Linked DNA regions of Homo sapiens: region 1 is linked to region 2. Evidence: chromatin contacts called from ENCODE Hi-C or POLR2A ChIA-PET data. All regions are on one chromosome and are shown on one strand. The core of a region is the stretch at or near the end of the contact, and the rest is flanking DNA. Distances in the headings are between cores, read along the strand shown.

Region 1 (5,311 bases), core at 109-2,608, 430 kb before region 2:
TTTTTGTTTTCTCACCTAGAAAAAAAACAGAAATTATCCCACTTGCTAGGGTAGTTCAGTCATCAAACTACCAAATAGGGGCTACCAAAGCCCCTATTCTTTATGTATTCTTTATGTACTACACACTAGGCTTGTGCTGGGAGGAAACTGGTGTGGCCCCTTTTCTAAGGGAGCCCACAGCCCAGTGGGGGAGACTATTGTATGTTCTTAGTGTTATGGAAAGAAACTTTGTGTTGAAAGAACTTTGAAAACTATGAGTGCTTTAAAATATATGACAATAAGTATATTTTAATTATCCAGTATGAGTCAATGGTTGGTCTGATTTCTGGACCTGGGTATTTCTCTAAGAGGACTAGGTCTCGCTTTGTCACCCAGACTGGAGTGCAGTGGTGTGATCTAGGCTCACTGCAGCCTCAACTTCCCCAGGCTCAGGTGATCCTCCCACCTCAGCCTCCCAGGTAGTTGGGACTACAGGCGCAAGTCACCACGCCCAACACATTTTTGCATTTTTTATAGAGACAGGGTTTCGTCATGTTGCCTAGGCTGGCCTTGAATTCCTGAGCTCAGGCAATCCACCAGCCTAAGCCTCCTAAAGTGCTGGAATTACAGGCATGAGCCTCCATGCCTGGCCCAAACTACTTTTGTAGAATTAAACATTGGAGCAGTTACTAAATATCATTCACCTGGGTATTGACTGAATTCACCAACTCCCATGACGGTATTTTCATGTTGTGCCCACTAGGTGTCTCGTTATTTTGTAAGAAAATGGAAAAGCACAATGTTTCTACCTGTGTTACCAGTCAGCTATAGGATAAACATGGGAATCACTTAGCTAAAATCTCAGCCCCGTCCTAGCAATCATTGATTAAAATGCCAGTGGTTACCTCTCATTTGAGTAGAAGCAGGGAATGTCCACAAAGATGTCTTTGTGGATTCTTTCTGCTTCTCATAATCCATGTACCTAAAAACTGTTCTCTTAAAGTCAGGACTAGGAAGATGAAGTAGGAATTCTTCCACAACATGAGTACTAAGACCTTAAGGGTAACAGCACTGCATCCCCATTGGTTTCCTAGGTTAATGTTTATGCTGTAACCTGCATGTGAGCTGACATTCCCTAGCCACACCACACTATTTGTATGCCCAGCCAGAATGTGTTCTTCCCTATACATCAATCAAAAAGACTTGTTTTCACAACACAATCCAGGGTCTCTTCTTGCACTTAGAATTTCAGGTTTGTAAATAATATAATACTGCTTATCTCAATATTTTCACCTGTGTCATGAATGACTTTTCTTTAGATGGCCCATGCCGAACCTTCTGTATATGAGTGACATCAGAGCGGAAGGCACTAGATAACAAACAGGAAACTGAGTGCCTTCAAAAGTTTATTGCAACCTCAAGAGCCCATCTCATCAGGCTTTCATACTCTACTAATGGGAGTGTAAACTGATATGACCTTTCTGCAATACAATTTGACAGTATCTATCAAGAATGTATTTTAAAATGTATTTCAAAAGTACTCTTTAATGCTGTGTCTGTCAGGATCCCAAAAGAAAAAGGATTTCAGCCAGGAGCAGTGGCTCATGCCTACAATCCCAGCACTCTGGGAGGCCAAGATGAGTGAATTGCTTGAGCCCAGGAGTTCAGGACCAGCCTGAGCAACATGGTGTATTAGTCTGTTTTCATACTGCTATAAAGAACTGCCCAAGACTGGGTAATTTATAAAGGAAAGAGGTTTAATTGACTCACAGTTCAGCATGGCTGGGGAGGCCTCAGGAAACTTACAATCATGGCATAAGGCAAAGGATAAGCAAGGCACCTTCTTCATGTGGCGGCAGAAGGAGAAGTGCTGAGTGACGGGGGAAGAGCCCCTTATAAAACCATCAGATCTCGTGAGAACTCACTATCACGAGAATAGCAGGTGGGAAACTGCCCCCATGATTCAATTAACCTCCACCTGGTCTCTCCCTTGACACATGGGGATTATGGGGATTACAATTCAAGATGAGATTTGGGTAGGGACACAAAGCCTAACTATATCACATGGTAAAAACCCATCTCTACTAAAAATACAAAAATTAGCCAGGCATGGTGGCACACACCTGTAGTCTCAGCTACTCGGGAGGCTGAGGTGGAAGGATCACTTAAACCCAGGACACAGAGGTTGCAGTGAGCCTGTCAAAAGAAAAAAAAAAAAGAAAAAGGAAAACGATTTGAGTCAGGATGGTTCAAATGAAGAGACTCTTTTTTTTTTTTTTTTTGTTGGGGGACAGGCTCTCACTCCATTACCCAGGCTGGAGTGCAGTGGCACAACCTAGGCTCACTGCAACTTCTGCCTCCCGGGTTCAAGCGATTCTCCTGCCTCAGCTTCCTGAGTAGCTGGGTTTACAGGCACCCACCACCACCCCCAGGATAATTTTTGTATTTTTAGCAGAAAGGGGGTTTCACCATGTTGGCCAGGCTGGTCTCAAACTCCTGACCTCAAGTGATCCGCCTGTCTTGGTCTCCCAAAGTGCTGGGATTACAGGTGTGAGCATTGTGCCTGGCAATGAAGAGACTTTAATAAAAGAACTACTTACAGACAGGTAGGCTGGGCTAAGGGGTAAACAGGGATGTTAAGGCACCAAGAGAAAAGCAACAGTGGGAAGCAACATTTCCTTATCCTAGGGATAAAGGAACAGAGGGAGGAAATAATCTTACAGAATCCAGTAAGAGCAGGGAATGGTGGAGGAGGGATCCAACCCCAAGAAAGGAGACTAGGTTGGGGGTGGGGAGGGGTAAGCAGCTAGCTGGCTCAAAGCAGGAAGAGAGTAAGGAGGAAATACCCTGACTTCTCTCTCTTCTAGCATACGTGATCTCCGGCTGGTGCCACCCCTGAATAAATCCCAAGGAAGCCAAGGGGCAAGGAATGCTGGAGATGCAATTCTTTGGAATGAAGAAAGACAGAGATTGCGGTAGGGGTGGGGGCAGGAGTGAAAAATAACCTACACAGTCCTGTAGTTCCACTCCTTAGAATATATCCTAGGGGCATAATCAAAGATGGAAGCAAAGAATTATATATAAGAATGTTCTTCACAGGGTTAAGTATAATAGTAAAAAAAAAAGAAAGAAAATAAGCTAAATTTCCTATAATAGAAGGATAAATTATAGTATATCCATACTTTGGAATATTGTCATGACACAATAAACATTTTTAAGGAATCTGTGATGATATGTAGAAATGCTTACAATAAAATGTTAATTGAAAAAAACAAAGACACAAAACTGTATGCACAGTATTAACCCAGTTCCTTGAACACCTATATGCAAAAGGAAAAACATCTAAAAAATGTGAGCAGTATTTACTTTTGATGATAGGATTACTTTTTTTTCTTAGTAGCTTTCAATGTTTTTCCTTTTTTTCATATTAAGCATATAATAGTTTTGTGATCAAGGAAAAAAGCCAGTGCCAAAAAGGAGAGCCTTTCTTATTGAAATGGACTCTGCTCAATAGAAAATATTAACAAAGGACACAATTATTTAAGTGTATTAAAATCAGTGACATGAGAGGTGAACTTCAATCTGTCTCCATTTGATATCTGGACAAAAAGTGAAAGAAAAATCAGTCAATTTCTACATGATATTAAATATCCAGATATTTTTAGCCTGGGTGACATGGCAAAACTCCGTCTCTACAAAAAGTAAAAAAAATTAACCTGGCGTGATGGCACATGCCTGTTGTCCCAGCTACCAGGGAGACTGAGGTGGGAGGATCACCTGAGCCTGGGGAGGTTGAGGCTGTAGTGAGCCAAGATTGAGCCACTGCACTCCAGCCTGGGCAAGAGAGTGAGACCCTGTCTTAAAAAAAAAACATATATACATATATATATATATATATATATATATACACACACACGCACACACACACACACACACAAATAGATACATATATACACACACATAGATATTTTAGATGATTTTGATTCTTTACTATATTTTTCCCTCTTCACTTTCGTTGTAGCAGGACAAGCCACAGACAAAACTCCTCAGACACCGAGTTAAAGAAGGAAGAGGTTTATTCGGCCAGGAGCATCGGCAGGACTCCTGTCTCAAGAGCCGAACTCCCTGAGTGAGCAATTCCTGTCCCTTTTAAGAGCTCACAACTCTAAGGGGGTCCGCGTGAGAGGGTTGTGATCAATTGAGCAAGCAGGGGGTACGTGACAGGGGCTGCATGCACCAGTGGTCAGAGTGAAACAGAACAGACCGGGAAGTTTTACAATGTCTTTCTATAATCTATAGATAACATCAGTTGCTAGGTCAGGGGTCGAATTTTAGGCTTAGGTCAGGCAGGCCCAGGCCTGGTTTCGGGTCTGGTTCCTAGGTTTTGGGTCTGGTTCCTAGGTGCCAGGCTACCTGCCTTTAGTTTTGCTTCTCTATCCTTTTCTGAGTATAAAACAATATAAAACAATATGAGAGGGTCTGTCTCTCTTCTCTCATAGTGACAGGTATGAGATCAATTCAGCTTTAACTGGACTCACTCATCTTGCAACTCTGAAAAATTAAAAAAAAAATTTTTTTTCCCACAACTGTAGCATCAGGCATGGTGGTTCACACCTGTAATCCCAGCACTTCGGAGGACAAGGCAGGTGGATTGTTTGAGTCCAGAAGTTTGAGACCAGCCTGGCCAACATAGCAAATTAGCTCTGCATGGTGGTGTGTGCTTGTAATTCCAGCTACTCAGGAGCCTAAGGCACGAGAATTGCTTCAACCTGGGAAGTCGTGCAGTGAGCTGTCAGCTGTAGTGGAGCCAAGATTGTGCAACTGCACTCCAGCCTGGGTGACCCCCCCAAAAAATTTTTTTTTTACTTGGTACTGTCTGTTAGCCTTACATAAAGCTTTATCAATTTACATTTCCAATAAAAAGTTGAAAAGATGCTAAACCTCACTTATAATCAGGAAAATGCAAATTAAAATAACAATAGGACAATATTTTTTTTCCCATTTGGGTTCACAAATGTAAAAAGGTTGATAATGCAAAGTATGGAGGGAGATAGAGACATTTGTCCTCACATAAAAGTTCTTTTAACAACGAGAATCTACACATTAGGGAGTGTTCCTGAGAGAGATTAAAAGTGATTATATTATGCTAGATTGTTGTGATAAATAAACAAAGGACGCTTCTGTTACAGGTTCATTCGTTATTTTATGTGTGCTAATAGCCCTGCTGTTAACATGTATCCATTGAGCATTTTTATCTTGTATCATTATATTCTTTTCTTTTTTCTTTTGTATTTTCTATTTCTTGTATCATTATTTTCTAATCACTAATTCA
Region 2 (5,700 bases), core at 1,565-4,064:
TTAGATTTTTTTAGACCCCACTTCCCCAGGAGCTAAGGGATCTCCACCAAGCGCACAACTGCCCCCTTCCCTCTCTGACCTTGGCCCAGCCTACATCCCAGAGGCCAGCACCATTTGCTCTGTTGAGAAACTAGGATTCTCAACCTGGAGCTGACCCTGTAGGGATCCCAGTTGGAGGATTCCGAGGGACCCATTCACCCCCTCCTTAGGTCGGAGCCCACTCTGGTCTCCACCACCCCAACCCCCATGGAGACCTCCCTATCCCAGATTACATCGTTTCTCAAGTAAGGTCTCTGGACCTTTCTATTTCTTTAGCCCAGAGGGCAGGGAACACCCTCATCCATCATGCCCCTTCTAAGTAACATACGTGTTGGCTGGGTCTGCTTGGAGACCACGTCCTCTCCAAGGGCATTCTCAGCCATCCAATGGCTGCCGAGACAGGCAGGTAGGACAAATATGACATTTGGCACCAGAAGACTTGGGTTCGAGTTTTCACTCTGCTCCACCTGTGAGATCCTGGGAAAATACCCTCCTATTTTTCACCAGTAAAATGGAGGTTGTGACCTCCTCTATGTCTTGGGCTTGTTTTAAGGGTCACATGAGATAGTGTGAATAAAGAGTATTTTATTAAGGGAGGGAGAAGGTAGTATGGGCAAGGGGTAAATAAAATTCCAACTGTATACAAGGATATATAATAAAAAGTCAGTCCCTCCCACCCTCAGTCCCCTGGATCCCAGGTCCCCTCCCCAGAGACAACCACTGTTACCAGGAACATTGAATGTATACGCAAGCACAGAAGCCTACATGTCCCCAAACATATTGTTTTGTACCAGAACACATTTGGAGATGGCCCTCTATCAGCACACACAGAGCTGCCTCCTTTTTAGCAGCTGCCTAACATTCCATTGTGCGAATGTACCCAAACAAATTTAGCCAGTTCCCACCCTGCAGATGAACACTTGGGTTGTTTCCAGCCTTTTGCTATCACAGACAGTGCTGGAGTGAATATCGTTTAACACATGCTCTTGTGCACACATCTGAGAGTATCTGTGGGATAGAGCCCTAGAAGTTTTGATGTTGAGATATCACCAACTTGCCCTGGACAGATGGTGTATGGGCAGGGCCACCATCGAGGCAGGAGTGCCTTCCTCCATTCCCTCATCCACACGGAGTGTTATTAAGCCTTCTGATTTTCACCAATCTAATAGGTGAAAATGGTGTCTTAGAGTTTTTGTTTGTTTGTTTGAGATGGAGTTTTGCTGTTGTCGCCCAGGCTGGAGTGCAATGGTGCAATCTTGGCTCACCGCAACCTCCGCCTCCCGGGTTCAAGCGATTCTCCTGCCTCAGCCTCCGGAGTAGCTGGGATTACAGGCATGCACCACTACGCCCGGCTAATTTTGTATTTTTAGTAGAGACGGGGTTTCTCCATGTTGGTCAGGCTGGTCTCGAACTCCCGACCTCATGTGATTCGCCCGCCTCGCCTCCCAAAGTGCTGGGATTATAGGCGTGAGCCACTGCGCCCAGCCTGGTATCTTAGAGTTTTAATTTGCATTTATCTTACCATGAGCCACCCTCCCTGTGGCCCCCCTGCCCACCTCACAGTTGCCTGCTCCCCTCTTCCCAAGGCTCATCGTGCTTCCCAACGGCGTCCTTCAGATCCTGGATGTTCAGGAGAGTGATGCAGGCCCCTACCGCTGCGTGGCCACCAACTCAGCTCGCCAGCACTTCAGCCAGGAGGCCCTACTCAGTGTGGCCCACAGAGGTAAGGGGGCTGGCTGGGTGGGGAAACCTGGGGGTTTCTGGAACCAGCCACCTCAGAGCTGGGAGGGACCTCAAGGGGTCCAGGCCTTGCCTTCAAGTAGGTGATAAATGTTAGTCCCATTGACTGGTGAGGCGATGAAGCCCAGAGAGGGTACTGCCACCCAGCAAACCAGAGAAGAAAGAACTGGGCTGGAACACAAGACCCCAGACTCCAAGGGCAGGGCTCCTCTCTTCATGCAGAGCCTGTGTGCCCTCTGGTTGGATGCAGTGTCGAAGGCTGGGGACAGAGGTGGGGATGCGAGGCATCTGAGGCGGTGTCAGTGCCCGGAAGCCCTGCTCCCTGCCCCTTTCTCTCCTGCCCTTCTATAGTCACTGAGGGGTCCAGGCACTGGGGGTTCGTCCCTCTCTGCTTTCTGTGCCTTGCAAATCTGGCTACCTGTGGCCTAGTGCTCTTATCCTTTACTCGTTTCTTTGAAAAGCTCTTGCCCCAGTGTGATGGATTAGGAAGGGCACAGTCTTTGGGGTTGGAAAGACCTGGTTTGAATCCTGCCTTCTCTGCTCACCATCTGCATGACCCTGGGCTCCTTATCAAATGCCCAGCTCAGAGAGGCTCGAAGAGTCCTTGAGATAAGAATGGAAAGTGCCTGGCACCTGGCAGGTGCTCAACAGATCTCACTTCAAGCCTCCCCCAGGGGCACCTCCCTTGCTTCCCTTTGCCATGCATCCCTCCCACCTCCCACCCACTCTCTGCACTCCCACCCCGTCCCCATCCTGTTCCTTCTGGGCTTAGCTGGTAGGCTGCTCCCAGTCTGGTGTCGTCTTTCTTCTGTTCAAGGGGTATCTGCCTCCACCTGCTGGACAATCCAGATATTCACCACTCCACCCAGGGGGCCAGGGTCACACAAAGAACTTGGCAGGAAATCAGGGTTTAGGGAACTGCCGCACAGGCAGAAACTCAAGCCCACTGTCTGCCTTTTCCACTGGGAAATCCAAGGCCTTTTGGAGAAGGGATTTGCCAAAGGTCACCCAGTGCGTTAATGGCAGTGCTGGAACTAGAAACTATAACTGTTGACTCCAAGTCTGGTGCTTTGCCCATGACCCTGACAGTCCTCTGCCTAGATGGTGGGTTGCATTTGGGAGGGAAGAATGGAGGTAGGTGTGGGTCTGTCTAATCATTTCTCTGGTGCTGAGTTGAAGCCTAGGCAATTCTTCTGGCTCTAAAAGAAACAGCTCAGAGGTCCAGTCCCAGCCCTGCTGAATTTTATGGCTACGTCCCCCATCTGACAGATGGAATCATTGCTGCTGTCCCCGGTACCACCTCACCAGGTTACTGTGAGACTCAGGTGAGGTATCGCATGGCAAATGCCTAATGGTAAGGCTGCCTGCTGGTCTGTCTTCTCGCCAGGGTCCCTGGCGTCCACCAGGGGGCAGGACGTGGTCATTGTGGCAGCCCCAGAGAACACCACAGTGGTGTCTGGCCAGAGTGTGGTGATGGAATGTGTGGCCTCAGCTGACCCCACCCCTTTTGTGTCCTGGGTCCGACAAGGTGAGTGGAGGGGGTGGGAGAAGGAGGGCATGGGAAGGGAGGGATGTGGCATCTCACATGCCCCTAAGTCAGGGGGATGTATGGGTGACGACCCAGTGGTCACGAACCTTCTGGTGTGGCACGAACTCCTTTCCCAGGGCTGGGTGTGGTGGTCAAGGTCGGAGCTGCGTGGGGAACTGGACAGACTTCCTTGTCACTCTGTGTAGCATGTGCTTTACAAAAGCACTTCCAAGCTGCCACTTACAGAACGGTTATTGCAGCCCTCCTGAGGCCAGGTGCTGAGCTAGGTTCTCCACCATAATTACATATTTCTGTTCCTCACAACGGTGTTACAAGTGAGTACTTGAGAGCTGGGAAGGTGCCACACAGCCAGTGAGTTAGGTGGAACCAGACCCCTCTGTTGGTCCGTGCAACTATAAGGCAAGCTCTGGGTCCACCCCAGCATACTGCTGTCTTTGTGTGACTGGTATCATACTGGGCACAGTGAACAAAACACAGAGAGGCAGGGACCCTGCCCTCTGAACTCATCGTCTAGTGAGGGAGAGAAAACACACATCTATGAAGAGAGGTCTGACAGTATCAGGCTACAAGTGAGAAGTGCCACTGAGTGACTGGAGATGCCATCAGGGTAACGCCAGTGCTGGGCCAAATTTCACTGTGCAGTCTCCTAAGCACTTTCACACCTGTTCTCCTGTCAGCCTCCAAGAGCCCTCTGGGGAGAGGAGGGGCCAGAACTATTATTCCCAGTGGGCAGATGAAGAAACTGAGGCTCAGAGAGGCAGTGGAAGAGCTGGGACCCAAGCTTTCAAGTCTGTTCTCTTTTTGGTATGCCAGTTCCTACAGTCCTGTAAAAAGAAAGCAAGGGTTATTTTTATTTCCATTTGTTGTTAAAAAGTGACTTGTCCCAAGTTGATGGCAGAAGTAAGTTTTAAATCCAGTTCTTTTTACCCCTTTCCCCAACTCATTCTATTACTCTATACATCTTTAAAAATATAAGTTTATATCTCATACTCAAAAGTGTATATCACGAATATATATAGTTTAAAGAAAATAAATTGAACAACTATTAATATGTACCCACCAATGAGCTGATAAAATAGAACAGTGCTGGCATTTTCGCACCTATCTGACCTGCACTGCCTCATTGGACCTGTGACACTTGCCTACTTAGGGGGCCAGCAGGACCCTTGTACTACTGGGATAAACTTGTGGTATCACCTAGAAGTTCTAATGTCAATATTTCTTAATTCCTGATTATGCATCAGGGTTACCCAGGGGACTTATTAAAACTGCAGACTCCTTTCTTCACCCCGGAGAGTCGTGTTCCAGGAATCTTTTTTTTTTTTTTTTTTTTTTTTGCCTGTCACCCAGGCTGGAGTGCAATGGTGTAATCACAGCTTACTGCAGCCTCCAACTTTTGCCGGCTCAGGTGATCTCCTACCTCAGCCTTCTGAGTAGCTGGGACTACAGGCATGTGCCGCTATGCCTGTATTTTTTTGTAGAGACAGGGTTTCTAGATGTTGCGCAGGCAGGTCTCAAACTCCTGGGCTTAAACAACCCACCCATTTTGGCCTCCCAAGGTGCTGGGATTACAGCCATGAGTCACTGCGCCCGGTGCTCCAACTGAAAGTGTGCTCTTCAGCTCTACTACCTATGACTAGTTAGAAATGCAGAATCTGGGGCCCTGCCTCAGTCCTCTACATCTTAACAAGGTCCCCTGCTAATCTGTGATTCGTGTGCACAGTACGGATTTGAGAATTGCTGTCCCGGAGGATCCTGACACCTAGGAAGAGAAGGGCTGGAAAGGAGCTTCATTCCTGACCCCAAGTACTGCTTTCTTTCCAGGAACTTACTCCACTAAGTCAGGGAAGGGGCATGGGTTGTTTGTTTTTGATTTTGTTTTGTTTTGTTTTTTTGAGACAGAGTCTCGCTCTGTCGCCCGGGCTGGAGTGCAGTGGCGCGATCTCTGCTCACTGCAACTTCCGCCTCCCGGTTCAAGCGATTCTCCTGCCTCAGCTTCCCAAGTAGCTGGGACTACAGGCACCCGCCACCACGCCTGGCTAATGGTTTGTATTTTTAGTAGAGACTGGGTTTCACCGTGTCAGCCAGGATGGTCTCCATCTCCTGACCTCGTGATCCAACCTCGTGATCCGCCCACCTTGGCCTCCCAAAGTGCTGGGATTACAGACAGGAGCCACCGCTCCCGGCCTGTTTTGTTTTCTTTCTCTCTCTCTCTTTTCTTTTCTTTCTTTTTTTTTTTTTTTTTTTTTTTGAGATGGAGTTTTGCTCTGTTTCCCAGGCTGGAGTGCAGTGGTGTGATCTTGGCTTACTGCAACCTTCGCCTCCTGGGTTCAAGTGATTCTCCTGTCTCAGCTTCCCGAGTAGCTGGGATT

The links. Hi-C counts contacts between places; a loop is a spot of excess contacts on that map. ChIA-PET counts read pairs that join two places held with the same protein, here RNA polymerase II (POLR2A). Pooled maps may share reads with other maps.
Region 1: a loop to region 2 is called in a map of PC-9, with 4 times the contacts of the local background. The contact joins two enhancer-like sites. A Hi-C loop is called at or near these places in 1 of 168 maps with a recorded cell type or tissue (PC-9), 1 of 37 single-sample maps with no recorded cell type and 4 of 50 pooled maps. POLR2A ChIA-PET finds 5 or more read pairs at or near these places in 2 of 52 experiments (HEK293 and PC-9).

Annotation. Positions count from the first base shown.
Region 1 is chr15:65,824,803-65,830,113 of GRCh38, reverse strand. All of the region lies in intron 1 of LOC105370866 (a long non-coding RNA gene), which reads right to left. Among named protein-coding and RNA genes, the nearest start is that of DENND4A, 35 kb to the right of the region's middle. Within about 2 kb of position 1,358, at least 5 of the 41 ENCODE cell types and tissues checked have a DNase peak (open chromatin) inside an H3K27ac peak, as active enhancers do.
Region 2 is chr15:65,398,413-65,404,112 of GRCh38, reverse strand. IGDCC4 (immunoglobulin superfamily DCC subclass member 4) reads left to right here. Exons shown (of 20, transcript NM_020962.3): 4 at 1,626-1,762; 5 at 3,167-3,307. Among named protein-coding and RNA genes, the nearest start is that of IGDCC4, 22 kb to the left of the region's middle. Within about 2 kb of position 2,814, at least 6 of the 41 ENCODE cell types and tissues checked have a DNase peak (open chromatin) inside an H3K27ac peak, as active enhancers do.